4 separate regions of the Homo sapiens genome follow, and regions 2, 3 and 4 are each linked to region 1. A link is a loop called in an ENCODE intact Hi-C map of the cell type or tissue named here. Cell type or tissue: PC-9. All regions are shown on one strand.

Evidence for each region. Peaks named below come from ENCODE experiments on the same cell type or tissue, not always from the same donor. Only the 100,000 strongest peaks of a DNase experiment are listed, where the experiment ranks them.
Region 2: it touches region 1 in a loop (4-fold over the local background); 2 of 110 quality-filtered maps call a loop at or near these places.
Region 3: a loop joins it to region 1, with 3.0 times the contacts of the local background. A loop is called at or near these places in 2 of 110 quality-filtered maps.
Region 4: it touches region 1 in a loop (5-fold over the local background); 2 of 110 quality-filtered maps call a loop at or near these places.

What each region holds. Positions count from the first base shown.
Region 1 is chr2:233,686,198-233,694,197 of GRCh38, reverse strand. All of the region lies in intron 1 of UGT1A8 (UDP glucuronosyltransferase family 1 member A8), which reads right to left. All of the region lies in intron 1 of UGT1A10 (UDP glucuronosyltransferase family 1 member A10), which reads right to left. All of the region lies in intron 1 of UGT1A9 (UDP glucuronosyltransferase family 1 member A9), which reads right to left. The region is part of intron 1 of UGT1A7 (UDP glucuronosyltransferase family 1 member A7); the gene reads right to left. It also overlaps UGT1A6 and UGT1A. RefSeq lists enhancers at 1,956-2,562, 2,563-3,170. In PC-9, no CTCF peak of the experiment used is centred here; DNase peaks (open chromatin) are centred at 175, 2,607, 3,527, 4,537 and 1 weaker place; H3K4me3 peaks cover 4,312 bases; H3K27ac peaks cover 5,959 bases.
Region 2 is chr2:233,828,230-233,836,229 of GRCh38, reverse strand. It overlaps MROH2A (maestro heat like repeat family member 2A), which reads right to left. Exons shown (of 42, transcript NM_001394639.1): 36 at 7,451-7,600; 37 at 7,158-7,340; 38 at 6,455-6,610; 39 at 4,690-4,821; 40 at 3,951-4,053; 41 at 3,586-3,651; 42 at 2,812-3,092. The coding sequence ends at 2,971. Among named protein-coding and RNA genes, the nearest start is that of HJURP, 22 kb to the left of the region's middle. In PC-9, CTCF peaks have their summits at 3,002 and 3,204 (motif pointing right); a DNase peak (open chromatin) is centred at 3,279; H3K27ac peaks cover 736 bases.
Region 3 is chr2:233,409,126-233,417,125 of GRCh38, reverse strand. The region is part of intron 3 of DGKD (diacylglycerol kinase delta); the gene reads right to left. Among named protein-coding and RNA genes, the nearest start is that of DGKD, 59 kb to the right of the region's middle. In PC-9, no CTCF peak of the experiment used is centred here; DNase peaks (open chromatin) are centred at 1,765, 2,585, 3,375, 3,855 and 1 weaker place; H3K4me3 peaks cover 770 bases; H3K27ac peaks cover 3,961 bases.
Region 4 is chr2:233,349,937-233,357,936 of GRCh38, reverse strand. It overlaps DGKD (diacylglycerol kinase delta), which reads right to left and starts at 3,443. Exons shown (of 30, transcript NM_152879.3): 1 at 3,263-3,443. The coding sequence starts at 3,418. RefSeq lists a silencer at 3,254-3,493 and enhancers at 3,744-3,793, 3,934-3,993. In PC-9, CTCF peaks have their summits at 3,525 (motif pointing left), 3,729 and 7,117; DNase peaks (open chromatin) are centred at 946, 4,136 and 7,016; H3K4me3 peaks cover 3,950 bases; H3K27ac peaks cover 4,671 bases.

The DNA of each region.
Region 1 (8,000 bases):
ACCTGGACCTGTTCCCTTAGTCAAGCCTTCACCTCTGTTTGAACTGGGACATTTCTAAGGCTCATTCAATGAGTATGTGACTGTCCCAGATTATCCAACTAAGCAAATCTCCTACTCTTGCCAAGCATGAGCCCTGTCTTCATCCGAATGCCTCTGTATCACTTCAGCCTCAGGTCTCCTATGTGTTCCCGCTGCTCCGAGCCGGGTATCACTTCCCCCCACCGTTTCTCCAGGAAATCCTCCAAGGGACAGTCGGCTCAAGGAGCCAAATGAGTGAGGGAGGACAGAGCCTGGAAGAAACAAGGCAGTCCAAAAGAAATAAACCCACCAACCTGAGACAAGTCTTTCCTCTTCTTACAGTTGATACCTCCAATGAAGACCATGTTGGGCATGACCGGCCTAGGATATTCAAGCACAAAGTCATATCTTAACAGCCAAACAGAGACCTTCTGATATAAGGTGATTATATCCACATCTCTCTTGAGGACAGCTGATGCGAGTTCTTCATACTTTGAAAACAGACAATAAAATAGATAGGGCTCCAACAAATTAACAAGGAAGTTGGCCACTCGTTGGGAAAAAGTCATGTGGTCTGAAAACTTTGTGTAGCACCTGGGAATGTAGGACACAGGGTCTGGGCTTCTGCTGAATGTATGCTCCAGGGAACACGGAAAACCCCTGAAGAGGTACACAGATGGTAGGCCCAAATACTCAGCCAGGATCACCCCACAGGGTAAGGCTGGGTCTGTGAAAAGAGCATCAAACTTGCTCTCCTTAAAGAAGTTCAGGGTGTCCCTGTCCTGCAGGAGGCTCTGGCAGTTGATGAAGTACAGGCCAATAACAATCATGTTATTCCTGTACTCTGTCTGAGGAGCAGTTAGGAATGATCGCTCAGCAAAGTGATTGTTTCCAAATGATTGGTAACGGTTCTTCAGCTCTTCTTGGTCATACGGCACTGGATAGATTTTTCTTGTGTAGTATTTGGATTCTTTCAAAAGCAAATTAACTTCAGGCACCACCACTACAATCTCATGACCCCGGTCACTGAGAACCTCAACTATATCCTTCATACTAAGCCAGTGGCTTCCGTCCTGAGGGACCACCAGCAGCTTGTCACCTACAACCATGCCCCAAAGTGCTAAGAAGAAAACCCCTGCAGAAATTCTCTGAAATGAGCGAAGGAGGCAGGCCATCCTGGAAAGAGTTAAAGTAACAACGGTAATAAAGAGTTTTCACTCTCCAAATCACAGGGCTCCTAGGTATTTTCCCTAAACTAACCACTGCTTTTCACAGGTCCTGTCTACCTCTCCCTTGCTCTGAATTTTACCCTTTGATATGTAAGAACCCAAATTAATATTTAACCATTTTAATCACATGGTTAATATGAACCAACTATGGCCGTGTCAGCTTTCACCTGAGCTTCTGGGTGTTTCTCTTCAGCTCCACAAGTCTGCTTCTCCCTCTCTGAAAAGTTATAGCAACACTTTGAAGATGACTTGGAGAGACCCCTGAGGACCCCCTGCCAATTCTCTATCCCGAACTTGCTGGATTCCTCATCATTGACGTTGTCTGTTATGTCCATGATGTGCGGGAATTTTTCTTGCACACGGACCTATTCTCTAACACCAGCTGGGTATCCTACAATTCAATTCCATTCTGAACTGAATTCTGAGTTAGCACGGACCCCACAGGTTAAGGGCTCAGTCCTACAAGACTGCCCTCACTTCAGACACCAATTGCAAGTAGTAGGTCCCCAGGTTACCCACAACTTCTGTCTGACTTGGCAAAAATCAGAGGTTCACACACCCTCTTTCTTGGAGTCAATCATTTGCTAGAATGGCTCACAGAACTGAAGAAAACAGTTTATTTACTAGGTTTGGTTTATTACAAAGGATATTGCAAACAATACGGATGAATAGCCAGAGGAAAAAGTACAAAGAACAAGATATGGGGGTATGGCCATGGAGCCCCATCTGCCATCTCTGGGTGCCCCACCCTCCACACCTTCAGCAACCTGAAAGCTCTCTGAACCCTGCCCTTCTGAGTTTTTATGTAGGCTTCCATACATAGTAGGCATGATTGATTAGATTGTTGCCCATCGGTGATCAAATCAATCTTCAATCTCTCTCTCCTTTCTTCCCTCTAATCGCAAGGGTTTTGTTCCCTGGCAACTAGCCCTCATCCTTAGAGACTTTACATCTCCTTTACATAAACTTAGGTGTGATCGAAAGGGATCTGTTTTGAATAACAAAAGATTCTTTGTTCACGTTTATCGCTCCCACCACTTATGGTTTCAGGAGCTGTGTCCAGGAAACAAAGACAAACATATATTTCTTATTATACATCACAATATAACAACATTCAAACTGTTACTTGCCTTTAGGAAATTAAGATTTGAGAAGTATAAGTCTAGCCAGTACGTGGTGAGAATCCTAGAGCAGGAGTCAGAAAGCCTGGTATCTGCTTCTGGCCCAGCCACCCATCTGCCAGGGGAGTGACTCCTCTCCTGAGCTTCAGGTTTCTCAACTGAGGCCCAGAAAGGGAGGGTCACACTGGCCCTGCCTGCTAACCACACTGCTGAGGGCGGTCCCAGAGCAAGACCTGTGTAGAAACTAGGCTGTCCCAGTGAGAGGTGGTACCTTGAATTACTAGAACAGACTTGCCCAGAGCTAGTCATGCACACCTGGCTGGCACGCGAGTTCCTGTTCCCACCCACAAGTTTGGCACCGGAGGTGTTCTGGGGCCCAGGAAGGGAGAAGAAGCCTGAGCAACATGATTAGAGGGGCCACTCCAAGGACAGGGCTGGCCCCCATGGGGAACATAACCAGGATGCAAATTCATTGTTCAAGGCATGCGAAGACTCAGCTCAGTCCAAGCTGGGAGCAGCCTCCCAAGAGGATTGGCAGCTTACAATGATCAAAGTCATGGGGGCGGCAGCATCTTGCTTTGAGTTCATCTAGATAGCAATAAGACTCCAGGAAGGTTGCAAAGGGAACAGAGCTCAGGTCCACCTTCTTGAGCAGGCAGACATTAGGCAGGTTTCCTTCAAAGAACAGTTCATCTAGAGGAAGAATGGCTTAAGCAAGCATGTAGGAATAGCGGGATCAAGAGATGCTACAAACTTCACATTCTTTATACTAGACCTCCACTCTGCTGTGGACGTTGGTCTGAGCCCTTCCAACCACAGCCTTGCTCTGAAAATCCTGTTGCTCATATGTGGGTCCTGTTCTTAGTCCCAGAAGTCCCTACAGAACATGAGTTGGAGGAAGGAGCTGAAGAAATGAAACTAACATCACTATGCATACCATCCCTTGAATTCCTAACACCTTCTTGCAAATTAAGAAGGTATTAGAAAACATTTTTCTTTCTCCTGTGAGCTTTGACTGTACTAAGAATGGTGTGTGTGTGTGTGTGTGTGTGTATGTGTGTGTGTGTGTATGTCTGCACTGGACACTAGCCAGAGGAATCTGGCATGTCTGTTCGTCATAATGACGATCCCTAAAGAGTAGCTCCGCTGGAGACCCAGGCCTGCCCTGGTTGGTGCTGTAGGAGTCAAGGTGTCCTCAGGTATCACTTGAGTGTCCAGGCAAAGGCCGATTTTTTTTTTTTCTCAGGGATTGCTGCAGGCTGAATGACTCAGGCTTGGGACATATTCCAGTGGGGTGAAAGAAGTAGATCCTAAGATAAAACAAATCTCTGTTGGCAAGAGCAGATTTCCCAAAAAGTAAATGGAGGATAGCTGGCATTTTGAATAGAGGAGAGACCCAAAGATGTGCATGAAGGTAATTTCATGTTGGGAATAGGAAGGTCTGGAAACGTGGACCCTATGGAGAGGTTTGCTTCTAAGGTGCTAACTCTTTCAGACCCTTGTATGACCTACGACCCATAAGTAATGGAGCCAGGACCCACCTGCAAGATTTCAAAGGACCTGCAAAATGTTTGAGACTTAAAATAAGAAATTTGCTGAATCTAGAATACTAAAATGGCAAACATTGAATTTATGAATATTTTATGAAATGGCTATAAAAACATAACTACATGTCAATGAATCCACTACAGATTAGCTCACCAAGTTACAAAGACATATGTGACATAAGATGCAGGAGCAATTTAATCTATTTGATAGGCTGTGAGGTGGGGCTGCAGAAGTCAGAATGCTCTGGGCCCAGATCTTGAGGAAGGTCCAAAATGGTGAGATGAAGTGAGAATCCCTTTTAGGGGCCTGTGGGTTCCTCCAAGCATGGAAATAAAGGAAAATCTTGGGTTCTTTCGAAGGAAATTCCAGGCACCTACCTGGCCCTGAGAAATAAATAAGGCACTTGATAAGCAAGAAGGTAATAGTAGCCTAAAACAATATCCAAGAAAGTTAGAGTCCAGAGATGTTTGGTTTCCTATAGAAACTACAGATCACATCATAACATATGTCCCCGAGTTGTTTTTCAGAAACCTGGACTCCCACCAAATGGATTCTTTGGCAGGCAGACCTCAGATAAGGGGAAATAACGACTGAACTCTGACAGCCATTCTTTGTTCTTGGAGGAAGTCACACTCATGAGCAAGAGCAAACATTCTTTTCTGCTAACCCCGAATTTTAAACCAAGCTTCTCTTCCTTAGCTAATTGCAAATCAGAAAATCTCTGAATTCACCTATGACCTGCAAGCCCTCACTTCTCATGACCAAACCAATGTGTAACCTCTGCGTATTGATTTGCGATTTCTTCTTGTAACTTCTGTTTTCCTAAAATGTATCCTTGCTCTTAAAAACCTTTACTTGCAAGCCATTAGAGAGATTGGGTCTCAAGTATAAGCCTCCTAACACTCCTTGCTTTGTGCCCTGCACATAAATGCCTTCCTTTCTCCCATTGCAAATCTCAGTGTAGATGTTTGGTCTTACTGTGCTGGGTGAGTGAACCCCAGTTTAGTTTAGTATGATAACAATAGTCAAGTCTGAATCACTCACAGATGGAATAGGGAAGTGCAGGTAAGTATGGCTTGCCCAGCCAGACAGTTCCAGGGGCACCTGTCCTAGTAGAAGATAAGGTGTTTATAACTTCCTTCAGGGGCTTGTAACAATGTGGGTTGTGGTTCCAGGAGCAGTGGGGAGGGGCACAGGCCACTAAGTTAAGCCATGACAAAGGGATTATACAGAAGAGACATAAAGTAGGATTTCCACTTGGCCATGTTTATGAAGTAAAGAGACCCTGGGACATAGGGATGAAGGGAAAGAACATGCTATGATTCCAAACATTTGGCTTCATGCTGCACCTGCCATCTTCCCTGCTTGGCACACCATCCCCCCAACTTCTCCCAAGATTGCCACTCCTTATCCTGCAAGGCCCCCTATGATCAGCTCTCTTTACATCCTTTTCTTTCAAAGTATGTTTCACAGTTTGTAGCTAATCAATGCCTTCCTCTCCATTAGAATGGCAAAGCCATGTTCATTTGATTATGGCCATATCCCAGTCACTCAAAGACTCTCAACAGATATTTGTTCAATGAAGGACGTTTAATATTAAATTTTTTAAAAAAGAGCCAGCTGCATGTTATTCTGTAACACCAACAAAAACAAGACGAACTCATGTTTGCTGAGGGTGTTATTCTGTAACACCAACCAAAACAAGATGAACTCATGTTTGCTGAGGGATTAGAGACCATGTGATGTAAGTCAAACCCACTCTAGGCGCATTTCACTGCATGTGACATTCCCAAAAGGATGGAGATAGGACATTTCCCAAGAAGTTTCCTGTCAACACAGGGAGGCAGTCAGGTATAGAGGTTAGGCACATGGGCTCGAAAATTAGAACATCAGGGTTTATCGTATACAAATGTTCACAACAACATTATTTTTCATGGCTGAAAATGGGAAACAACCCAAATGTCCACCAACTGATGAATGGATAAAAAAAATGCGGTAAATCCATACAATGGAATATTCGGCCATGTAAAGGAATGAAATACTGATTCATGCTACAACATGGATAAGCCACAAAACTAAGTGAAAGAAGCCGGTCATAAAGGCTTCCATTTCCATGAAATGCCCAGAATAGGCAAATCCATACAGACAGAAAGTAAATTAGTGCTGAGGGGTAGAAGAAGGGGGAGAAATAAGGAGTGACTGCCAGTGGGCATGGGGTTTCTTTTTGGAGTGAGGAAAATGATCTGGAATTAGATATTGGTGATGGTTGATTGTATCTGGGAGCACACAGAAAACCACTGAATTTTACGATACATGAATTACATATCAATTTTTAAATTTTATTTATTCATGTATTTATTGATTTATTTATTTTGAGACAAGGTCTTAGTCTATCACCCAGGCTGGAGTGGAGTGGAATAGTCATGGCTTACTGCAGCCTTAACCTCCTGGGTTTACAGGAGATCCTCCCACCTCAGCCTCCTGAGTAGCTGGGACCACAGGCATATGCCACCAGGCCCAGCTAATTTTTAAAACATTTTTTGTAGAGACAGTGTCTCCCTATGTTGTCCAGGCTGGTCTCAAACTCCTGGGCTTAAGTGATCTTCCTGCCTTGGCCTCCTAAAGTGCTGTGATTACATGTGTGAGCCACCACACTCAGCCTTTTTTTCTTTCCTTTTTTTTTTTTTTTTTTTTTTTTACAAAGAATGTATGGTCTTGAATTCTGGCTCCCCCACTTACTTGAGGCATAACCTTGGGCAAGTCACTCAACCCCTCTGTGCCTCAGTTTCATCATCTGAAAAATAGGTCTGCCAATAATGCCAGCTTCCATGTAAATACTTAGGGTAGCACCTGGTACACGGTAAGCCTCCAATATATGTTAGCTTTTATTATATTTAATTTGCAAATTCTCCCTAAGGAGACAGTCCACCCATCTGAAGTTTAAATCATTCAAGGGAAACTTGCATCAAGAAGACAACATTGATATCTCACCATGTTGTTCTGAAGAGAGTCTGAATGCATGGTTAAGATCATTAATCTTGTGGAGGTTGGAGATAATTGTGCTGGAAAATGCATATCACCCACCCAATTACGGGTATTGCTGATTCATATCCACATGCCAGTCATCTGCATGTATTATCATATTTAATCTAGATAACGCTGAGTTTTTACCCAAGTTTACGCAAGTGTCACAGCTGAAGTACTTATGAAATCAGGCTTGGAGGACTCCAGGGTCCGCGTGCTCAAACACTACATTGAACCACCTCCTAAAGTCCTCTAGTGTTGAAACCAAGACTTGGGGTACAACTTCCCTGCCTTGCTAATTAATTACTGACAGCTTCCCTGCATGAGTCAGCCAGTGGGATGCCCTTTCTTGTTGACCCCTCTGGGGCAGGAATCATGCAGAAAAAGTGACAGAAAGGAAAGACATAGGTGGGGAAGGAGATAGAAAAGAGGAATAAAATAGGTAGGGAAAAGTAACAGGGGAGGTGGAAAGAGGAGAGTTGGAGTGTTGCATAAAATAAAGCCAGTGAGGCTAGGGAAGGCAAGAGGTTGACCTTCATAGCCGGTGGGAGGGTGCAGGCCAGAGGGCACCACCAGAATATCCTGAGTGGGCCAAAGAGGTAGTGTATCATGTTTGATATCACATTATCAAGATAGATTGAAGGAGAGAGAGAGACAGTCAAAGAAAGCAGCAGTAATCCACACTAACTTCTGAAACCAGGGATTTCAGAAAGCCACGGAAAGGTTAGGTTCTAACGCAGGTGGAGGCTCCACCTGGGCTCACCTGTTCAGAAAGTTTCATAGGAAAGGAAAAAATAGGATGTTTCATGGGAGAGCCTCCATGTCAAGCATGCGTGTGTTTATCTGCACACCTTAATAAGGGCGCCCACACGAGTTGTCTTTTCATTCTCTTGATAGTATCCTTTGATATACAAAAGCTTTTGTATAAAAACATTTTGATAAAGTCAGATTTATCTCTTGTTTTTCTTGTTTTAGTTTCTTGTACTTTTGGTACAAGAAAAAAAAAAATCTCAGAAACCATTTCCAAATCCAAGGTCACAAATATTTTTCTAATTTTTTC
Region 2 (8,000 bases), 140 kb before region 1:
CCAATACCATCATGCCAGGGGCTAGGACTTAATCATAATTCAATCCATAGCCTGTGAGTCAGTAAGGAGGGTGCACGCTGCTGAGAGCCGAGAACCTCGCCAGGTGCTGCAGACCTCACAGACGGCTCATTTCCTCAAAGAACAGGCCGGCAGTGTAATGCTGGCTCAGGCTCAGCCAGGGCCAGAATGGCCCCTACAGATCTAGAGCCTTCCCTCAGGCCTGCTGCTTCCTAAAGGACAACGCGACCCACCCTTTCCTCTTCAGGAAAACCATCACTGCAACCCAGAACTGCTTGTGCCTCTCCTTCCCCCACACCCAGCAGACAGCTGAAACCTTGCTGCCCGGGCCAGGCCTGGCTGCCAGAAAGGCCGGTGTTCTGTCATCCAGTGGAGGAAGGTGAGGTGGAAGGATCTGGGCATGGGTCTTGCCAACTTACAGATCTGCCAATAAGGGCCCCATAAACTATATATGGTATAGTCTCTCTGTTTCAAACTATATGAGTAAATTAATACTGTACATATGCTACAGTTTTGTTTCATCAAGAGACTGAATATGACAAGAGCTGATAGATGTGGGCATCTCACTTTGAGTTCTCTAGGTGGTTTATTGTCCTGGATGTCTGCGGACGGGTGCAAAATCCACCCGTGATCCTTGTGCATAACTGTCAACTATCTGTGGCACACACACACCTAGAGGCAAATTACAGGTCACGGATGGGTGTGCCTTGAACTTCCATAGTTATTGCCAAATTGCTCTCCCAAATGGCTGCCCCAGTTTGCCCAATGTCCCACAATATAAGAGGTACCTTTTCCCCACATTATCGCTGCCAGTTGCTGCCAGTCTGAGCTCTGGCAGGTGTAAGATGTGTTGCTTCACAGTTTGCTTTCTCTTGATGACTTGTTGAGCATGTCTTCCTGGGAGTCCTGGTTTTTTAAATGTCCTCAGGACACTGGTTTTATATTTGCCTCTTCCTGATTTGGATGTATTCTGGATCCAATGATATGAAACAATCCAGTTTTTAACTTCTATCATCTATCATTTGTCATTTAACTTTGTGTTATTTTATTGTATGGAAGTTACATTTTAACACAATGCTATGGTTCGGATGCCATTTGTCTTGAAATTTAATTGCACATGTAATTGTTAGGGGGTGGGGGCCTAGTGGCAGGTTTTTGGGTCATGGGAGTGGACACCCCATGAATAGATGAATGCCCTCTTGAAGGAGTGAGTTCTCACTCTCTGTGAGAGCGGGTTGCCTTTGCACCTGCCCACTCACCTTTCTGCTTTTCCACTGTGTCTCGAGATAGCACAAGGCCCTCACCAGAAACCAAGCAGATGCCAACATCATGCTCTTGGACTTTCCAGCCACCAGAATTAGGAGCTAAACAAACCTTTTCTGTATAAATTACCCAGCCTTGGGTATTCTGTTTTAGCAACGCTAAACATACTAAGGCAGATAACTTCCTCCTTTTTTCTGGCTTCTGCTGTTACTTTTAAAAGAAAAACTACCATACTCTCAGGATAAAAAAAATACTGTACTGTCTTAAATTTTGCTCTCTCCATTTAGGTCTATAAACCATCTGGAAATGTTTCTGCACAGGCATGGAAGGAGAGCCAATTGTACAGATGTACAGCTGCCTCCTTGTACTCTATCGAATGGTGCACTCTCCCCACTGCATCAGTGGTGTTCAAGCTTGTTTAGCAGCAATACTCTTTATCACTGGGCAGGAAATCAAGTCACCATTTGCTCCACAAAACAGTTTGAAGACCACTGTTCCAGAGAAGGCTTTAGCACGGGTTGGATTTTGGACAGCATAGCAGCTCTCTCCTGTTGATGGGACCCCGGATGGTGAATTCCTTTGGCAGTTGGACTGGGAACAGTTTGGAAGTCCTGGTTTACCTGCTCTGGGGACACCTAGACTATTCTGATGGCCTGAGCATAGCAAAAGCCTTCCCCACACTGCCCCTCTCTTCCCCTACATGTTCTTAGACATGGGGCTAATTTCTCCTTTTTGACCAGCAGCCAAATTCTGTTCCAGGCCTCACTGGGCTCCAGTTGCAACAGTCCAAACTTAACTTTGGTAACTTTAAGTCGCAAAGGGAAGGGCCTGGAATAAATGTCAGTTCCTCCATGCGGCCTTTCTGGATTGTCTCCAGACTTGCACACCCACCCTCCTGTGCCACTGTAGCACTTGCACCCTGGCTGCAGTCCTCCCTCTGATGTGTGTTGTGGTTAGGTGCCTTTCCCTTTAAGAAGTGTCCTGGCCTGGCACGGTGGCTCACGCCTGTAATCCCAACACTTTGGAAGGCCAAGGTGGGTGGATCACGAGGTCAGGAGTTTGAGACCAGCCTGGCCAACATGGTGAAACCCCATCTCTACTAAAAATACAAAAATTAGCTGGGCGTGGTGCTGCGCACCTGGGCTGAGGCAGGAGAATCACTTGAACCCAGGAGGTGGAGGTTGCAATGAGCCGAGATTGCGCCACTACACTCCAGCCTGGGCGACAGGGCAAGACTCCATCTCAAAAAAAAAAAAAAAAAAAAAAGAAGAGTCCCTGGAGACAGATGGGACACTCTAGGCCTCCCCTCACCGCTTGGCACAGTGCCTGGCCTTAGGCACGCTGTCAGCATGCGTGTGGATGAACTCCGAGTGAAGACACAAAGCTAGTTTCCGACCCTTTGGGCCAGTGGGCTGTCAGACAAACGTACTTGGGGGGAAATCGGAAATGAAGTGGCTCATTAAGGCCAAAGTTCCCTTTGCCTCATTGTCTTGGTTCTGGGCTGTCACCACCTTACAGTCACAAGTCTACTCCAACGACAGTGGAGGTTTATTTCAACGGAAGGAAACAAAAGGATACTAGTTATTTTACAATAGTGTTTTTCCTACAAACTAAACTTCTTACAAACTAAATTAAAAAGGGCTTGCATTTGGCACTAAGAAGACAGTTTACGTCTTATGTTTGGACCACCTAGGACATTCCTTGGGGTGAAGCCAGAAACCCATGCTGACTACAGCTATCCAAGACTGTGAGCGTCTCCAGGGCTGCCCTCCTGACCCCGGGATCCGGGTCCAGCTGTAGTTCCTGGAGGGCTGAGAGAGAACACAAAGAGGGAAGGTTCAGGCCCCGCCCAGTCAGGACCACATGCTGCATGCCCTGGGCAGTGATGGCAGGCAAGGGCCGCAGAAGGTGGGCAGGGGCAGACGGGGAAACTCCTGTGTGGGAAAGCAGAGGACTGCAGGTGGAGCTGTTTCAACACACATCATAGCTCTCAGGGCTTCAGTAACCACCCTAACAGGGACAGAAATCACCCACAGAACCTGATAGCAGCATCAGGCCAAAAGCATTTCATAAGAAGCTATGAATGGGAGAAACAGCCCAGGGAATGAAAGGGACTCCACCCATCAATAGCTGTCGTCCTGGAAAGGCCTCCCCAGGTGCATCTCTCTGCCCTGGTTGCACTCCCACCCCCCCGAAACCCCACAGCAAAGGGTCCTCTGGCTCTTCCCTTGAAGCAGTTTCTCTAAGCTCCCCTAGTGAGTTGGTGAGTCGTGGACTCAACATCTAACACTCTCCACTACTCACAATTCCGTAATGCTGGGAAGTCCAGCTTTTTCAGATAATGTGTAGACATCTGCTTCATAATAATTCCTAAAACAATAGCCAAAGAAATGCTCATCACGCGAGTATTAGGTCAGCAGGCAAGTCGTCCTGTGGTTTACTTACTTTACGTTATGAGAGCATTGATGAAAGATTTTGTTGAGCCCACGTTGGCAGGGAGGAAGCCAAAATCAAAACGGGATAGAAAGCACAGTGCAGGGCTTAGACCTGAGCTCTGGTCTCAGCTTGCCACATGCCTCCCACTCATGATCCACCCTTCCCCCGAGTGCCGGGGTGGACTAGAGGGCCTTCAAAGTCTATCTTGAGTCAGGAGACGTCTCTCTGCTCACCTGCCAAGTTGCAAGCAGCGATTCTGATTCTTGACAAGTTATTTTTAACATAGGCCATTGTTTCTAGCAAGAAGCGGTAGAGAACAGCCGGCTTTTTCCGAGTCTGCAAAAAGTAAGTGATACACACAGCTTTGGAGGATGAGACCCTGACAATGGGCTGTCATTCATCAAGCGTGTTCCCATCACCAAGATGCATCAGAGAGGGCAAGCGCCCATCCCAGCGTCACACAGCAGGTGAGTAGCTGGCAAGTGAAGGACCACTGGCCACCAGTTATATTTTTCATATCCCATCTGACCAGAGAACCTGTGCTGTCCAACATGGTAGCCACAAGCCATGTGTAACCCTGCAGCACTTCAAGTGTGGCTGGTCTGAATTAAGGTAAAGTGCCCCCTGGGTTTTAAGATGGTACCCCAAAAATTGTAAAATATCACAATAATAGTTTTTATACTGATTACATGTTGAAATGATCATGTTTTAGTTATTTGAGTGAAATAAAATACATGAAAATTAGTTTCACCTCTGCACTTTTCTGGATGTGCCTACTAAAAGAAACATCAGACAGCTGAAATAGGCACATGACTTGCCTTCTATTTCTGCTGCACAGTGCCGGTCTCGACATGGCATGTGTGGAAGGTAAACATAGGGCCCCAAGAAAGAGCTGTGGCAATCTCGACCCCCCAGCTCCAAGCCAGCGTGTGGCCACCTGGGACGGGCTGGTTCCCCCTTTGGCTTCCTCACCAGGATGGAGCACATGGTTGTCTGGAAAACGGTCATCTTGTCATCAGTAGCGGTATCACTTGGCCCTGAGGGATGCTCCAGGGACTTCCAGCCCCAGAAGTGCACACACTGAAACATGGTAGCCATACAGGCCTGCAGGGACACAGGACGGCAGCAGAGCCATCAGCCAGGCCACGTGGTTCCCCAGAGGGGTGAGGCTGGCAGGAAGCCAGAGGGCAGCCCCAGAAAAGCCTCACCAAGCCAAAGAAAGGCAGGGCTGGTGGCTCCTGGGAGGCCACCTGGGACCTGGGCCCCTGCCAGCTTGAACATGGCTGCAGGTACATTTATAGAAAGCCCCTTGGGGGCAGATGCAGCCCCACCCGCCCCCTCAGCCAGCACCTTCGTGCCCTCAGCAGCCCTGCCTGGGACCCAGCCCTCCATGGGATCAGAGGCGGGAGCCGGGCTTGAGCAGGCAAGACTGGGCACGTGTCCTCACCTCCCAGGCCCAGTCCACCAGCATCTGCCTGTGACCAAGCCTGCTGGCCACAGCTTCTGGAGACGGCAGGGCAGGAAGACAAAATGCTTCTGTCTCGGTAGCCCTTTCCTCACTCTCGGTCACCATTGCTGGGTGCACCCTGGTTCCTTCCCTGAAGCCCCCCCACCCCACTGGACAGTTGTCGATAAAACATGGAAGAACAGTGTGGGCTGAAGACAGAGGGTGGTGAGGACTGGCAAGGAAAAGGAGCCTCTGGGCAGTGACACCTTGTGCCCAGGGTGGCCAGGGATGGTGTGGCAGAGGGATGTGGCAAAGTCCAGAAGCTGGGGTGGTGAGTGCAAAGCCCAGGTCTAGGGAGTGTGCATCTCAATCCCCCTCACTGCCTGTAAGGGCCACCTGGGCCATCCCACCTGGGCCACCAGGGCCATCCCACCTGGGCCACCTGGGCCATCCCACCTGGGCCACCCAGGCCATCTGGGCCACCCGCTCCACCCCACCTGGAAACTGCTGCCCTCATAGTGACAGTACTTGTCCTGTGACCCCAGAGCTGGAGTCCAAGGCACCTGCTGAAAATGACCATTGCATTTCTTTCATGTTAGGCCAGCTGCGTCCCAAGGCTTACTAGGCGGGGGCAGAACCTCCCCAAATCAGCCACCTCCCCACTTCCTGACCCCACCCCCCAAGTCTGTAAGCAGAGACTAGGGAGAGAAGAGGGCGGTCAAGGTCATGGGCCATGCAGGGAGTGAGGATCCTGAGGTCCCCAGCCAGCCGGGGTTAGCCTGAGAGGCAGCAACTCAAATGAGAAGGCACATTTACTAACAAATCTGTCTCTCCCTCTCCTCCTGCCCCAAAGCAACAGAGGAGCTGGGCTGTGGAGAGGGAGAAGCCAGGCCCGCTCCCATCCCAACATGGGCCTGCAGGCAGTGGACAAGACCACTTTGGGGTATTTTGAGTCCTAATACTCAAAAGTGACCTGCCAGTTACAGAATCTGCTAGAAGAAAGGGTTTGGGCAGAGGAGGGCTATAGGCAGCCACCACACCATGTCCCCCGACACGGGGCTGAGACTGCTTAGTGAGGTGGCTTTGCAGGTCATCTCGGATGGCCTCTCTCCTCAGCCTGTGTGAGGGATGGAGGACAGCAGGGAGCAGGCTGTGGCCTCTGGGATCTCAGAGAAAACCAACTGAGGCAGAGAAAAGCTTGCAGCTCACCGAGCCAGCAGACCCAAGGACCTGTTTCCTCGGGGAACAGCGGGCCCCAGACTGGGACACAAAGCCCAGGATGTATCTTACTTGGGCTGCATTGGAGCAGGGGTCCTGGGAGTGCAGCATGAGGGGGATCCAGGCCTTCTTCACCTCCCCTTTGAAGAAATGCTTCTTGGACATCCCGACCACCCTTGCCAGCTTTCCAAAGAGGATGAAGGCTTTCAGACGCAGCAGCTCGCTCTCCTGTGGCCAGGATGGACACAGGCTGACATGCAGGCAGCAGGAAGCCCAGCAAAACCCCAGCCATTCTCCAAGGAATACCCAATGCCTTGGTCCCTGCAGAGCCTTCTGGATCATTCCGTCAGGGTGTAGTCTCTCCTTTGGCAGGGATCACGTAGCCCTCAAGGGGCTGGGCATTGCTCTGGTCTTTGTGCCCGCCTCTTCCCTGGGTGAGGGCTTGTGCAGGATCTGAGTGCACAGCCCTGCCTAGCAGAGGCCCAGGGTGACACAGGTGCCCTGGGGGTATTTGTAGCTGCAAGGAATAAAAGGGGGAGACCCTTCCCTCCTAGCAGGGCTGCAGAGGCCCAGGAGCCGTCACTTGACAGCACTGATTCTCTGGAACTTAGAAGAATACCTTTTACTTCACAAGATCCCGTGATCAGCCAGTCGCTAAACTGACACCCAGCAGGAGCCTCGGCTCTTTTCTGCTCTAGAGCCCATCTCTTCCTTAGGGTCTGAGAAGTGCCCCTCCTTCACTGAGCAAGCTCAGGGAGGCTCTCATCGGACTCACGTTGTCGAAGAAGATCCTGCACTGCTCAGACATGGCGTCGAAAGAGGACCCCACATCCCCTTCCCGGAGCTCAGCCAGGATCTTGGTCAGGGCCTCCATGCCCTCGGCAGTCACGCTGTTGCTCACGGGCTCCCTCAGGGGGCCCAGGCACTTCTCCAGCAAGACCTTCCGGTACTGCTTCACCTGGAGGGGCATGGGCAGCCCTCAGCCTGCACCCTCCCTCCCAGGCTGACCAGGGCACCCGGCCTGCACCCTCAGCTCCCGGGACCTGGGCCCAGGGCCAGGCACAGTACCTTCTTGGGGGCGCCCAGGGCCATGTTGCCGAGGGCGCGCAGGGACAGCACCCGCAGGGCCTCGTCTTCCTCCTGGTCGGCACCCTTCTCCAGCAGCAAAGCTGCCGGCTTCAGCAGCTTCTCCTGGTACAGAACTGGGCCGCTCATGAACTGGAAGGGAGGACATTGGGCAGTTATCCCCAGGGCGGGCTCATTTCTCAGCAGCAAGGTGGGACGTGGGAGGAGAGGTAATGCAGATTGGTGGCTCTGTGGACAGGAGGGGAGGGGCTCTGAGAGCCTCCGTTTCCTCTCTATAAAAAGCGGGTGATGCTAGTACCTGCCTCAGGGTCTGTGTGGGGATTTAATAAGGAAATATGGGGGGAATGCTAGATAAGTGTTACGTATATATATAAATTCGTCATTTATTTTTTCAGGTAACATAACAGCCACTGCCAAATGCAAGAGCCACGCCCACCTGCATCTGAACAGAAAGGCACAAAAAACATGAATTTCACTTTCAGGAGAATTACTAATGGCCTAGTATTCTGAGTGCCAAAACCTCACTGGTATG
Region 3 (8,000 bases), 280 kb after region 1:
AGGAGGCAGAGGTTGCAATGAGCTGTGATCGCACAACTGCACTCCAGCCTGGATGACAGAGCAAGACTGTCTCAAAAAAATAAAAAATAAAAAAATGCACACAGGAACTAAGACACAGTAAGCAATTCCAAGGCAGAGCTTGCGGCTGCAATGCACACCGTAGCAGGAAGGTGGGAGAAGTAAGACCAGAAGCTTCATGTCCAGGGCTGTGCTCCTCCTGGGCTGACTGCATCCTGCGTTAGTGACCTTGGCTTTCAGTAGCTGGGCTGCTGGACTTCTCGCTAGAGAAACAAACCACAGCAGGAGGGCAGAGTACCTGCATCCTTCAGCTACTGAACAGAAGAAACAAGGAGCTGAAAGACCTCGGAGTCCTGGTGACAAGGAAAGGCAAACCAAAGGTCCCTGGTAGTAAGTCTGGAAGGGATGGGGTGGAGGGAGAGAAACGGGAATGCTTTGGCATTCTTAAGTCTGACAGCCACCACGCTGTCATAATTTATCCATTTTTCTCTGGGATTAACTAATGGTAAATCTGCATATACCCAAAGGCGTCTATAGTAACACTGTAGTTAACAAGTAAGTATCAAGAGGAAAGTAACAAGATGAGAAGGAAAAAGAGTTTCATAAGCTACCCGAAGCCCTTGACACTACCATCCACTTTTTTGGTCACTGAAGGTCAACCTGACTAAGCAATACAATTTCCCAGAGCAAGGTGGCCAAGGCAGAACAATCACATCTGCTGGCTGGGCCAGGTGTCACCCTTAGGACAAAGTCTTGTCCACACCTTTTCAAATGAATTGATTCAAGCCTGTTTGTGTGTTCAATACTTAGAGTGGTTAAGTAAACCACAGAATGGCTACCACACAGAAAACAAAGCCACACGAGGAGGGAAAAACAAGTAATTTATAAAAGGGCATATTTATACTGTACTCTTAAAAATGGTTAAGATGCTAAATTTTATGTTATGTGTATTCTACCACAATAAAACAGTATTCTACCACAATAAAACATAAATGAGGGAAAGGGGGACATACTGATGTCATCGTATTGTGTTTAAAAAAGGCAGGACACAAGCAGCCGGGAAAACTGGAGGTTCACACATCAAGTGGTAGGACTGAGAGATTCTTTTTTTTCTTTTCCCTCTGGTTTTCTCTATTTTCCAAATTGTCTACAGTAAAAGGTGTCTTTAAATTTATCTATGCCTGGTTGGGCGCAGCAGCTCATGCCTGCCAATCAGTGCTTTGGGAGGCCAAAGCAGGAGGATCCCTTGAGCCCAGGTGTTCAAGACCAGCCTGGGCAACACAGTGAGACCCTGTTTCTACAAAAAAAATTTATAAATTAGCTGGGAATGGTGGTGCCTGCCTGTGGTCCCAGCTACTCAGTAGGCTAAGGTGCGGGAATCACTTGAGCCCAGGAGGTCAAAGCTGCAATGAACCTTGATCACGCCATTGCACTTCAGACAGGGCGACAGAGTGAAACCTCATCTCTAATTAATTAATTAATGTATCTATGCCTTTTCAAATTTATCTATGCCTTAATCTACGCCTATTTCCTACAAAAATCAAGATCAGAGATAATTACTCCCATTTGCCTATACAACCTCCTTCATCCATTGACCTGCTATCCCAATGGCCTCTGGCAGGGCCTAGCTAAAATACTGGGTCTCCAACCACCCCTGCAGCTAGAGACAGCAATGGAGGTGAAGGAGCTGACATCACCGGGGAGAGTGGTTCCAGGAAAGCTCTTTGAGGGAGATGACTCAGCTGGCAGCCACCCTGATGGCACTTGCTGCAGGCATCTCATAACCAAGATGCCCTACCCTAACGTACCCTACTCCTATTTCACATGGAAAATTAAAATAGAGTTTCTTTTGTGGGCTAAGGAGTCCCATGTCCTCCAACTTTTCTGTGCTTTAGTCTGAAAGCTCAGCTGTCTGGGAAAACAGCCATGTCTCCTGACAAGGTCTAACTGTTACCTGTGTGAGGGTGCTCTCAAGTTTTGCTCTTGGCAAAGAACTAGGCCAGCAGGGACAGAGTCCAAAGTGTGGGTCCAGCATGTACCTGTAGTCTCAGCTACTCGGAAGGCCAAGGCAAGAGGATTGCTTGAACTCAGGATCTCCAGACCGGCCCAGGCAACACAGCAAGACCCCGTCTCTAAAAAATACCCACACACACAAAGAATGGGCCCTTCCAGCCCCTTACCAACTCCCTCAGACTGGAAGGTCAGGATGCCAAATCAGCCCCAGGTCAGTGTACAGACAAAAATGGTTCACTGCTCACTCTGAAAAGAGATGGCCTCATTCCCCAGCCAATCCACCTGCAGGATGGAAGGGCAGTCATCTTCTCTCCCCCAAAACTAACTCTAAGGAAAACATCTATAAACACACTACTATTGCACTTCTTGAAAAAACATACCTGAAACAACCTGAAGCTTTCAATTCTTCTAATTGTGAAGCAAAAGTACAGGACCGCAGAGACAAGGTCCTGTACCACAGGACCCAGGACCACGATACCTGAGACATTTCTCTTCCAAGTGTCACAGTCATCACATTGTAATGTCAGGAGCTGGGGCCACAAGACAGTTGGCCAAGTCACCTCATCCAAGGCATGCCGTGGTCTCCCCCTGGAGGGAGGGATGGAGTGCCTGCCTGGTGACCCTGTGGTCTGGCAGAGCTGTGTTTGCTATCACATGAACTCAGCACTCTGCTTAACAGGAGAGACTACAGGTCCATGAGCGGCACAGCTGTTGTTCTAAGTTTCCCAGCTTTGATAAGGGAGCCCCTGATTCCCAAGCCCAACCTCTACGGCTGCTGCTGGTGCACAAAGACCCAGTCCCCTTAGGATGCAAAGGATAAGTGGGCACAGACTCCTTCCAGATGCTGGGGACCTGAATGCAGTCTGTAGCCACAGCAGTCATGTCCTGAAAGAGAGAGGCCCAGTCCAAACTACCCTGTTCTTTTTTAACTCCCTGGCTGATTCATGTGTTTGCTCCAGGGGCTGTCATTTGTAATCTGTCCAGGAAAGGGCATCTCAGACCACATTCCCAGTCAGGGAATCATATACAAGGTCAAGAGCCTCCTGGAATTGTCCTCCCTCATCTAGAACCCCCGCTTCCTAATTTTATTTGGATGCTCAGAGGTGGTTTATCCCTTTCCACTAACCAAGCTTACAATGGCTTTCCTTATTCCTCTGATACTTCAAGTACATTGTAAAAATGAAAAGAAGTAATTCCAACTATAGGTTTTAATATTTTAAAAGACCAAAAAAGGTTGAAAATATTTTTTCCATTGGCAAGCCCTGACTCAGAGGGTCTGTGTACCAGTGCTGGGCACATAGCCAAGAATTTGAAGAGCCACCGTGGGAGGGCACGGCATGCAGGGCAGCCACAGCCTGCCAGCCTGACTCAGCCAGCTCCCGTCACAGCACAGTGACGACACGGTCCCATGTGGACGGGGGGAGACAAAAATGCTTCCCAGAGGTGCCAAGGAATAGAGATACAGCAACAACAAATCAATTAACCCCACAGGCATTTACAGTGTGGCTATTTGGTGCCAGGCATGGTTCGGGGGCGCTGGGATGAAAACAGATCAACAAGCCCCATGATATCCCTTCTCTCATAAAGTTTCTACTTCTCCATCCAACAGACATAAATCAGAGGGAAAAGGAAGAGAATGCAGAAAATGTCACTGCAGACACAAGAAACAAAAAATCTGAACATTAAAAAAAAAAAATCACAGGGTATTATCAAAAACTTTACCCCAAAAAAACTGCATACCTACATCATTTCACTGGTAAACTCTAGCAAATATTTCAGAAAGAACACCAAGCTTACACAAACTTTATCAGAAAACAGAGGCGGGGTAACACTGACTCACTACATATATATGTATTTTTAGTAGGGATGAGGTTTCACCATGTTGGCCAGGCCAGTCTTGAACTCCTAGCCTCAAGTGATCCACCTGCTTCGGCCTCCCAAAATGCAGGGATTACGGACGTGAGCCACCACATCTGGCCTGACTCTCTATTTTTTAAAGTACCAAAACCTGACAAAGGCAGAAAGGAAGAAATGAGGGAAGAAAGGGAGAGAAATAAATTACAGATCAATACCTTCATGAATATTGGTGCAACAATCCTTAACAAAATAATGGCAAATTGAATCCAACAATAAATAAAAAACATATTATGAGCAAATAGGGTTTAACCCAAGAATGAAAAGTTGTCTTAAATTTGAAAATCAACCAATTTAATTTGCCCTTTTAATAATATAAAGGAGAAAAAAACCATGTGTTCACTTCAATAAATGCAGAAAAGCATTTGACAAAATTCAACACCCATTAATAATTAAAACTGTCAGCGATCAAGTAAAGAACATCCTCAAACTGATAAAGGATACCTACAAAAAGCCTACAGCTAACATCACATTTAATGATGAAAACCGAACTGTTTCATGTTAAGACTGGAAAAGGTGGAAGGATTCCTGCCTTCGCTACTCCTATTCAACACTGTACTGGAATCTTAGCCTTTGCAATGAAGCAAGAAAAATAAATAAAAGGCATGTGAGTCAGAAAGGAAGAAGTAAAGCTGTCCCTATTTGCAAATGATACAACTTTATATAGAACTTTCTAGGGAATCTACACAATGACTACTAGAATTAAACAAGCAGTATTTTGCAAGGTCACAAAATCCACTGTATTCTTATATATTAGCAGCAAACAGATATAAAATGTTTATAAATTCCATTTAGTTAATAAAAATAAAAACATAAATTACATTGAAATGAATCTAACAAAAGACGTTAAAGACATCTACACTGAAAACTACAAAGCACTGCTGAGATAAATTTAAAGCACCTAAATAAAGAGAGAGAGATCGTGTTAATGTACTGGAAAACTCAACATCATTAAAGATTCAATGTTATTAAGATAGCAATTCTCCCCAAATTGATCTACAGATTTAACACAATCTCAAACAAAATTCTAGCAGGCCTCACTTATAGAAATTGACAAACTAATATTAAAATTTATATGAAAATGCTAAGTACTTAGAATAAAGCTATGTTAGAAAAGAACAAAGATGACTCTAATTTCAACACTTCCTATAAAACTACAGTAATCAACAAAGTGTAGAATTATTTCAGTAAAGGCAGACATAATATAGTTCAATAAAACAAAATAGAAAATCTGGAAAGAGACTCAAAAATAAAAGGTTAATTGACTTTTGAAAAAAGGCAGCAAAGGTAATTAAATGAGGAATGGAATGTATCTTCAATAAACGCTGCCTCAAAAACTGAATATCCATATGGGGGTCGGGGGAAGAACATCAATAATAATCCCAACTGTAAAACCTAAAACTACAAAACTTATAGAAGAAAATCTTTGCAAGCCGAGGTAGACAAGGGTTTTCTGGATAGAATACTAGAAGAATGAGCCATTTAAAAAACTGATAAGTTGAATTTCACCAAAAAGAAAGACTTCTGTTCTAAAAGTGTCATTAAAGAAAACACAAGCCACAGACTGAGAAAAACATTCACAACACATGTATCAGACAAAGGACTTACATCCAAAATACATAAAGAAGTCTTACAACTCAATAAGAACCCAATTAAAAAAATGGATAAATGTCCTAGCACACATTTCACAAAAGACATACAAATGACCAACAAACACATGAAAAGATGTTGACATCATTAGTCATCAGGGAAATGGAAATTAAAGCCACAATGGGGTAACACTACATAACTATTAGGACACATAAAATTAAAAAGACTGATCACACCAAGTGTTGGTGAGGATGTGGAGCAACTGGAACTCTCTATACACTGCTGGTGGGAATATAAAATTGGATCACCACTTCAGAAAACAGTTTAGCAGCCTCTTAAGAAGTTAAACATATACCTACTATATGATCCAGCGATTCCACTTCAAGGTGTTTACCCAAGAGAAATGAAAATATGTCCACACAAAAGACTTGTATACAAATGTTCATAGTTTTATTAGTAATAACCCAAAACTAGAAACTACCTAAATGCCCACCAATAGAATAGACAAATGCTGGAATATGCATACAATGGACTACTGATATTCGTAACATGAAAAATCTCAAAACCATTATGCTGAGTGAAAGAAGCCAGACATTAAAAAAAAAAGTAGTACATGCTGCATTACTCAATTTATATAGCATTCTTTTTAAAATGCAGAGTAATCTACAATGACAGAAAACAAATCCATCCATGTTTGCCTGTGAAGAGGCAGAGAAGGAAGGATTACAAGGAAATTCTCAGGGTGATGGAAATGTTATCCTGACTATGGTGACAGCTTCAGTGTAATTATGAGAGAGAGAGAGAGAAAGTGTGTGTGTATAAAAACTATCAAACTGTACACCTTAAATACTGCAGTTTATTGTACATCAATTATGTCTCAAGTCACAAAAAATGGTTTTCATGTATTAGAATAGTCATTAAAGAACACTATGAACCTTTCTCTGAATAAGCAGGGTGACCATATAGCTTATCATCCAAGCCAGGAAACTTATGCAAGTCAAAGTGAGTGCTAAAGATAAGAGGTTGTGTACTGCCCTGGAGAAATCAGCACTTAGGGATTTGGGAAAAACAAATACCCAATCTCTTCATTGGTGTGATTAGATATCACCCCAAGGTATCTAGTGATACCTTAAAGCAAACCATCAAGTTTTCACAGGAAGCAAACCATCAAGTTCCTCAGAAGGCAGCGCAGAGCTGGCAACAGCCTTGGCAAGTCAGCTGCGCCCATGACCTTGATTTACAGAAAAGGAAGCGATCCCGGTCAATGACGGGCACAGGACAAACCCCAAGGCTCCTGCCTCCAAGGTCAGTGTCCCTTGAGCCCCCCCTCTTTCTTCAAAGAGAAAAAAAATCAAAGAATGGGGTGGAAGCCAATCCCCCTCTTAACTATTTTCCAAACATCTAATTATCTTGACCCACCCTCTATAGCTTTGCAGCCAATGAACAATTCAGCTACAAAGAAAACAGCATTGGCCAGGCACAGTGGCTCACACCTGTAATCCCAGCACTTTGGGAGGCCAAGGCAGGAGGATTGGATCATGTTGACCAGCCTGGACAACATGGTGAGATCATATCTCTACCAAATTTAAAAAAAAGAAAAAGAAAAGAAAACAGCATCGACTTTTCTGTATGAAGTCCAGCACTGATTAACACACCCAGCCACAGGCCTGGAGGCAGCTCCCACAGGGCACATTCTACACCAGACCCAGTCTGCAGGGCCAACCCTTCTGCACAGATCTACTGATAACCACTCCCACAGTCCTCCTCCTGTCTTAAAAAAAAAAAAAAAAAAAAAAAAAAAAACGGTATGGGGGGATCACATGTTTTTTAGGTTTACACTTCAAACCAGGTTCTTCAATTGTGTGGTGAGGAGGAAGGACTGGGTCAATAAACAGCAGTCTCCCTACCACAGAGCAGGAAATTATCTTAATTTGATAACAAGTTGTTTCAAGGAAATAAAAAGATCCTACCACTATGTACTGTGAAACACCAGGTTATTCTGGGACGGGAACGTGGGATTTTTTTTTAACATGATTTCCTAGAGAATGATACCATTTTTGTAACTTTCAAGGAAAAAAAAAAACCAGACAGACGGAACTTGGCTCAATCACACCGTGACACATTTAAAAGCATACTGAGTAAAGATGGCTAAAAAGTATTCACTGCCTAGGCACCCTAGGAAAAAATTCAATCAAATCCATGTATCTTCCCCCCAGGTCTTTTCTCAAAGAACTCTTTCCCTTACTAAATTACTATAATCCAATGACAGTCTCTCAACTATCCACTTTGTTTTCTCTGCCATTTGTAAATAAAGACAATTAACAAGTACGCTACACTTGTTCATAAAAATTAACAAGTATAACAAGTGTTAACAACACAAATACTTTTTCAAACACATACAATCATAAGGTGAAAATGGCTTAGATTTCACAAATGCAAACCCCACTGATAATCTAAACAAACAG
Region 4 (8,000 bases), 340 kb after region 1:
CTTCTCTTTACATGTGTGCCATAAGGTCTTGTTTTTCAAAGTCTGGTCCATGGACCAGCAGCATCAGCATCTTCTGGGAGCTTGTTAGAAATGCATATTCTGCCAGGTGCATTGGCTCAAGCTTATAATCCCAGCACTTTGGGAGGCTGAGGTGGGTGTATTACTTGAGCTCAGGAGTTTGAGACCAGCCTGGGGAACATGGGGAAACTCCATCTCTACAACAAAATACAAAAATTAGCCAGCATGGTGGCATTTGCCTGTAGTCCCAGCTACTTGGGAGGCTGAGGCAGGAAAATCACTTAAGCCCAGGAGGCAAAGGTTGCCGTAGCTGAGATCGCACCACTGCACTCCAGCCTGGGTGACAAAGTGAGACCTTGTCTCAAAAAAAAAAAAAAAAAAGAAAGAAAGAAAGAAAAAGAAATGCACATTCTAAGGCCCCACCCACCCTAGACCTACTCAACCATAATCATCATTTTAACAGGATCCCTAGGAGATGTGTCTGCACATTAAAATTTGAGGAGCACTGCCCTAAGACATTCTCTTTTGTTTTTCTCTTCATTAAGACAGCTCTGACTTGCACTAGACTAATATTTTAAAAGCCTGACATACATACAGTTCTGGTCCTGGGCCAGCTTGTCCTCAGATCCATTCTTTGTCCTTCTGCTCCAGTCCAAGTTGTGGAGGAGGTGACCCCAGCAAGGCCAGGGTTCCCAGGCAGGAGGGGAACAGTACATCCGCAGCAGCAGCTGTGCCCTTGCAAGGCTCCAGCCACTGCCAGATGGACCCCTTGTGACCCCAGTTTTTGGTGGGTGACAGCTGTCCCTGGAGTCTGAAATGCCATCTCCTTCCTTCACCCTCCAACTTAGGGGTGGCAGCAGTTTCCTGCTTGTTGCCTCATCTCCGGCTTGCCTCATTGCAGCCTGCATTCTCAGTTCTCACATCACCTGTGTGACCACTCCCCTAGATTACATTCCTTCTGTTCCAAATACTTAAGGTGAGTTCTGTTTTTCTTTTTAGACTCAGACTGCTACCCCATACCATTTTTGATGTTTCTATTATGTACCATAGATACCAGAGGAATTTTGTGAATGGCTTATCTGCTGGAAAAAAAAAAAATGGAGCTATTACATACAGTCAACCTCGCATTCCCACATTCTGACAATCTCTTAACAACTCAGAAGAAAAATCAGCCTTAAGCTATCTGTACAGCAGATGTGACTGTATTCAGAAACTCTAAGTCCTCGGGGTGTATTTTTAACAGTCTACCCATCACTCCTCCTCAACCAGAACAGCTGGTATAGCAGCTATTGTTTTAGGAGAAAAAAGAAGGAAAGCAAAAACACCTCCTAACCAACAAAATTCTAAACACTGGAATCTCCCAGGAATCAAATCTCTCTCAACACAATCTTGATCTTAATCAACCTTGTAAATCACATGATCTACCCCACACTGGTCAGTACCTTGCCTGGGCAACAGGAGAAAGCAACTCCTATCAGTATCATTTAGGGCTATGTGGAGATCTTCCCAAAAGCACATCTGATCCATCACCCCCATACTTTGAACAATCCTCTGTGGCCACCTCTTGCCCAAGGCCAAAAAGCAAACCCCTCAAAGGACCACCCCTTCGAAATTCAGCCCTAACCAACCCTTCCAACTAATAAGTCTAATCAACGTGATCCACCTCTGGCCCAACTTCTGATCATTTCGCAGTTGTGCCTAAAGCTCTAGACGCAAGGTTCAAATATGTAGAAGGCCATTTCTTACCCACTTAGCCTGGTGAATTCTTTATCCCTCAAGATCTCACCTTAAAGGAAACCACTCCTGCCTCCCCAGGGCAGGTCTCTGCCCCGAGTTTCCGCGGCACTTACAATGTTGTCATGTCAGGTGCACAGGCGTCCATCTCCCAACTAGACTGAGAATCCCTAGGTGTAGAAACTGCCTTCCATCTTACGGTCCTGACCATGGTTCCAACACACATCCACATTTACGACCTGTGACACCCTGGGCAAGTCATTTAACCTTGATTCTATTTCTATTCCAATTCCAAAAGACGGAGATGATAGCATCCAACTTATTGGGTTCTCACCAGTACTAATAAACTAACCATGTCAAGTGCTGTAAAGCTAACCCAAGAAAGTGCCTGGCACATAGAAGGCTTATTAAAGAATTGTTATTTGCTATTGCTATCATTATCATCACTACTGCTACTGTTATACCCGGAACAAAGCAGGTGTTCGGTACCTATTTGCTGAATAACTGGAGCACTTCACAACAAACCTGTTTGTAACATGTTAGGACCTCAGGTTCCCCCATCGCAGGTATCAAAGGCTGACAGAAGAGAAGGCTCCCACGGTGAAGGGAACGGCTGAACCTAATCCGCCCCGGAGGAAAAGCGCACTGCAGCAGGAGGAGAAAGTCCGTGCCAACCGGATCTGCCAGAGCTGCCCCAGGGACCCAGCCTGCTCGCAGCCACCTGTCCAGCCACCTGCCTGAGGAAGCAGTGTTCTAACCGGGCGGGCTCACCTGGAGCAAAAACCGTAAGCTGTTTTCAATAGGAAGCACAATGGGAAAACAAACGGTGCAACTTTCCTCCTGCAAAAAGGACGTGCGTCTTTATCTAACATTTAGCGTCAGGAGTTCTCCGTGGAGAGTTGGGTGCCAAGCGGGTGCGCGGTCCCGGCTTTGCTGAGAGAGACGGTCACTGAACGCGCATCCCTTCCTTCCCTTTTGGGATGAAGGGGTGAAGGGGTGATCCCTCGCACCCGGGTCCGAGCGGACTTCTGAGGGCACCACAGGGAAGTCTGCAGGGCACTCGCGGGACACCACCCGACCGCTCCTGAGAAACGTGCAGAACCGGGGTTTGGGGACCGCGGACGCCCGCGGGGCGCAGCCGGGAGCCCCCGCGTGGGACCCGCTCGGTGGCACGAGCGCAGTCCCCTGCATCTAGGCCTCAGTTTCCTCCGGGTCCTCGCGGCCCAACTCGGCGCGCGCCCCCCGCCCAGCGCGCGGCGCCCGGGGCGCCCACCTGCGCGCCCCCCGCCCGGCCCCACAGCCGCCCGCCGTCCGTCGGGGGCCGCGCGCTCCGCCCGGGGCGCCGGCCCGTTACAGCGGCGGGGCACGCTCGACAGGGGCGGTGACGCCCGCGGGACCCCGGGCCGGGCCGAGCCGGGCCTGGGCGGCCGCTCGGGCAGGGCCACGGGCCTCGGCCGGGGCTGCCGCGGCGTGAGGGGCGCGCGCCCGGGCCGCCGCGCCGCGGGCTCACCTTCTGTCGGATCTGACCCGACGTGGACACCTTGCGGATGAGCTTCTGTGGGGAGCCGGGCTCCGCCTCGGGCTCGCTGTCGGACGACTCCTCGGGCGGCGGCGGCGGAGGCGGTTGCGGGGGACCCGGCGGAGGGGCGCCCGCCGCCGCCGCCATGCTGCCGGGCCAGCGCGCGCACCGCGGGCGGGGGCGGGGCGGGGCCGGCGGGAGGGGCGGGGCCGAGGGCGGGCCGGGCCGGGGGCGGTGGGGGCGGCCTCCCGCCTCTCCCCGCCGCGCCCCCTGCCGGCCATGCGCGCAGCTGCAGACGGCGCCGCGCGGCCCCTCCCCGCCCCCACCTGAAGCGTCCCGGGCCCCCCGCCCACCTCTCCGGGCCGTGGCTTCTGTGTGTTATTTCTGGAACGCCGTTTGTGTTCTTGTTTCTATATTCACTTCTTAAAACATCTCTACTCTTCCGCATCAGAATGTAGGTAACCTCAGGCAGGCTGGGGCTGTGTCTGTCCTGCCCAGCCTTGTGTGGCCGAGTTTGGGGCGAGCTCGAATGCGCGCGCGCGTGCTGGAAAGAGACCCCGGTACTGGGACGGGCCTCGGGACGCCAGAGCTGGGATGCACCGCTCCATCTGGGAAGGCTTCCTGGAGAAAACGGTTCTTAAGGAGAGATGGAAAATGTGAGCAGGAGTTGTGACTAGAGAGGGAACCATGTTCTAGGCAGAGACCAGATTTGTGCAAAGGCCTGGAGGCAAGAAAGAACGAGTGTTGGGCGAAGACGGGGGAAGAAAGGGAAGCTGGTGCTTAGAGCAAGGAAAATGGCATTAAGATATGAGCCTCGGGGCGGGCAGGTCGAAGCGGGCTTTGGAAACCAGATAAGGGGATGGAAGGCAGCAGGAAGCCCTTGAGGGATTTAACCCTGGGCGGGGCTGGGTCACCACGCTGGGGCCTGTGATCCGGGCTTTGAAGTTATCAGGGCAGGTGGACGCCCTGGATTACCGAGGGGCTGAGAGATAGAGACGTGGACTGAGATCCAGGTGGGGAGTGACCAGCGACTGGAGGGAGACAGAGGTGACCAGAACGAGTCCCATGTTTCCCAGGGGGGCTGCTGGATGGTGGGCGGGTGGGGTCCAGCGCTGCTCTGGGCAGAAGAGGAGGAAGCGAAGCTGGAGATGAGATCAGCTAAGTTTTTGGTGCCATCCAGGTGGAGCAGGGCTTGGTGCCACCCAGAGGAAATGCTGTCCATCTGTCTGCCCTGCTCTGAGGGGCAAATCAGTAAGGGACTGCCCAGGTGTGCCCTCTCCCTGTCAAAGGGCTGCCGCTAGAGACCTCGCCTGCCAATAGGCATTCGCTGGCCGCGCCGCCCTGGGCAGTGACCTGGGGCTGCAGAGTGGCATCTGGCATGGGGACACGGCCAGGGGCATGGGCTCACGGCCAGGACAGAGGAGGACAAGGCCTAAGGCAGGAACAGTCCGGGACAGGCCGAAGGCCCCATGGTGCCCCAGGGTACTATAGCCACTAGCCACATGTGGCTACTTAAATTTCAATTAGTTAGAATTCAGCATTCCGTTCCTCAGCCACAGGAGCCACATTTCAGGGACTCAGTAGCCGCATGTGGCTTAGCAGCTGCCACGCTGGATAGCACAAATATAAAACACTTCCCCCGTCCCCCCAGAAAGTTCTGCAGCACAGTCGCATGCTGAACTGTGTCCTCCCGTAATTCATATGTTGAAGTCCTAACCCCCAGTACCTCAGCATGTGACTGCATTTGGAGTTAAGGTTTTTAAAAAGGTAATGAAGTTAAAATGAGGTCACAGGGGTGATCCCTAATCCGGTATGACTGGCGTCCTCATAAAAAGAGGAGATGAGGACACAGACACACACAGAGGGCAGCCCATGTGAAGACACAGGGAGAAGATGGCATCTACAAGCCAAGGAGAAAGGCCTCCGATGGAACTCCCCCTGCCGACACCGTGATCTCGCACTTCCAGCCACCAGAACCGAGAGCGTCAATTCCTGTGGTGGAAGCCGCCCGGCCTATGGTGCAGTGCTCTGGCAGCCCTAGGGAACTCATGCAGGCACAAAGGGCTCCAGCCTCCCCACAGGGTTGGGACTTTTCTATCAATTAACTACATGTGGAGTGATACACAGAGGCAAAACCCTGGAGGAGTGTGCAAGGCGGAGGAGGGGCGGGGACGCACAGGGGAAGAAACAGTTCATTCCTTCATTCCGCGGGGGAGCCGGGTGACCTGAGCAGGGTTTGGGATTGGAATGGAGAGGTCAGATATGAAGGGAGTTTCCCAGGAAAACGCAAAAACGGGGAGACTACCCCTACCAGGTGAGCAGAGCGGGTGACGAGGGATTTTGGTGAAGCCGGTAGCAAGGCGGGTGCGGGAGGCAGGGAGGTGAGCAGCGGCGCCAGGATGCAGAGTAGCCTCCCGGCCCTGCTCTGAGGCAAGGACTTCAGTCCCGTGGGCACTGGAGCTGGCAAGGGGGTTTGGGAAAGCAGAGGAACTCATGTGTCTGGGCAGAGAATGATCCATAGGAGAGAAGACTAGAAATAGGGAGGCCATTAAAATGCTGTTGCCGGCCGGGCGCGGTGGCTCACGCCTGTAATCCCAGCACTTTGGGAGGCTGAGGCAGGCGGATCACGAGGTCAGGAGATCGAGACCATCCTGGCTAACACGGTGAAACCACGTCTCTACTAAAAATACAAAAAATTAGCCTGGCGTGGTGGCGGGCGCTTGTAGTTCCAGCTACTCGGGAGGCTGAGGCAGGAGAATCACTTGAACCCCGGAGACAGAGGTTGCAGTGAGCCGAGATTGTGTCACTGCACTCCAGCCTGGGCAACAGAGCGAGACTCCGTCTCAAAAATAATAATAATAATAATAATAATAATAAATGCTGTTGCCTACACCTGTTAGGAGCTCAGGGGACATCCAGGCCCCAGAACTCATCATTTTAGAGTCAAGGAGGCAAGGGCATGAACGTGACGGTTAAGAAGCAGAAACCGTGGCTGGAGAGGAGGAAATCTGCAATTACCAGAAAGTACTGAGATTGTCACAGACAAGAGGAGCCAAGGAGACATGATGACTAAACGTCACGTGGGTTCCTAGATGGGATCCCAGAACAGAAAAAGGACATTAGGTAAAAGCTGAGGACATCAGAATTAAGTATGGGGCTTTAGTTTAATAATAATGCATCAATATTGATTCCCGGGTAGGAGGAGGGTGAGGATTGAAGAACTACCTATCGGGGATTATTGTGCTGATTACTTGGGTGACAAAAGTATCTATCTGTACACCAAACCGCCATGACATGCAATTTACCCATGTAAAAAACCTGCACATGTACCCCCTGGACCTAAAATAAAAGTTGGAAAGAAATAAGTATATTTTACTGGAAACAACATTTGAGTCACTCAGTGTGGCAAATGTACCCTACTCATGTAAGGGTTAATAATAGGGGGTTTTGGGTGTGGGGGACCTCAGTATAACATCTTTGCAACTTTTCTGTAGATCTAAAACTACTCAAAATAAAAAGTGTATTTTAAAAAAAGAGGATTAGGCTTGGTAAGAATTATATTCTTAAAGCAAAGAAAACTGGCATAAATGTTCTTTGATGATGAAGCAGCTTTTTTGTTCTCCTGGTGAGCGCACAGCGCTGTTCCCCTGGAGATCTCAGGAAGGGCTGAGACATCAACTCCCCCAAAGCGGTGGCCTGGAAGAGCACATTCCCTCCGGTGCCTCTTTATTGAATGAGTCACACTATGAATCATCTCTAACGACAGCCTGCTCCCTGAGTCTACCCCACCTTGAGGGCATATCAAGATGGCAGTAATAACACACTTCACGTCCAACCTAATTCTTCTTTGTGACACGTCAGTGAAGAGGCGCAACTCCTGTCAGAAAGAACCACTTCACATTGGAGAATATAAAAGGGAAACTTGAAAACATGGGAATCATCCAATTTTTACCCTGAACTAGGGTCATGATTGTCATTTGGAGCAGCACATTTCTCCACTGCATGTGACATAGAGCTTCTGGTCCCCAAGCATGTGAAAACCAAAAACCACCATACACATTTCCAAATGTCCCCAACTCCCACCCCGCACCTGCCCTACTCCTCAAAGATCAGTAAATGCGACTCAGTCCTGTGAAATGAAACTGGAAGGAAGAAAGGTTTTTTAAATGTTAAAGGAGTAGGAAAACAGACACCCTAAAAAGGAATTAACCACACATGTGACAAAATTGCAGAGAACTGAATACACACACTAGTACAAATCCAGTTGTGGAGATCTCAGTCAGATGAGCAGACTGGACCCACGTCGATACCCCGCTGGGATATTGTACTGTAGCTTTACATGATGTTGCCACTGGAGGAAGTTGGGTAAAGCGTTCCTGGGGTCTCTCCGTATTACCCCTTACAACTGCATGTGAATGTGCAAGTCTCTCAATGAAAATTTCTTTTTTTTTTTCTTTTTGAGATGGAGTCTCGCTCTGTTGCCCAGGCTGGAATGCAATGGCACAGTCTGGGCTCACTACAACCTCCACCTCTTGGGTTCCAGCGATTCTCCTGCCTCAGCCTCCTGAGTAGCTGCGATTACAGGCACCTGTCACTATGCCCAGCTAATTTTTTGTATTTTTAGTAGAAACGGGGTTTCTCCATGTTGGCCAGGCTGGTCTTGAACTCCTGACCTCATGATCCGCCCGCCTCGGCCTCCCAAAGTCCTGGGATTACAGGCATGAGCCAC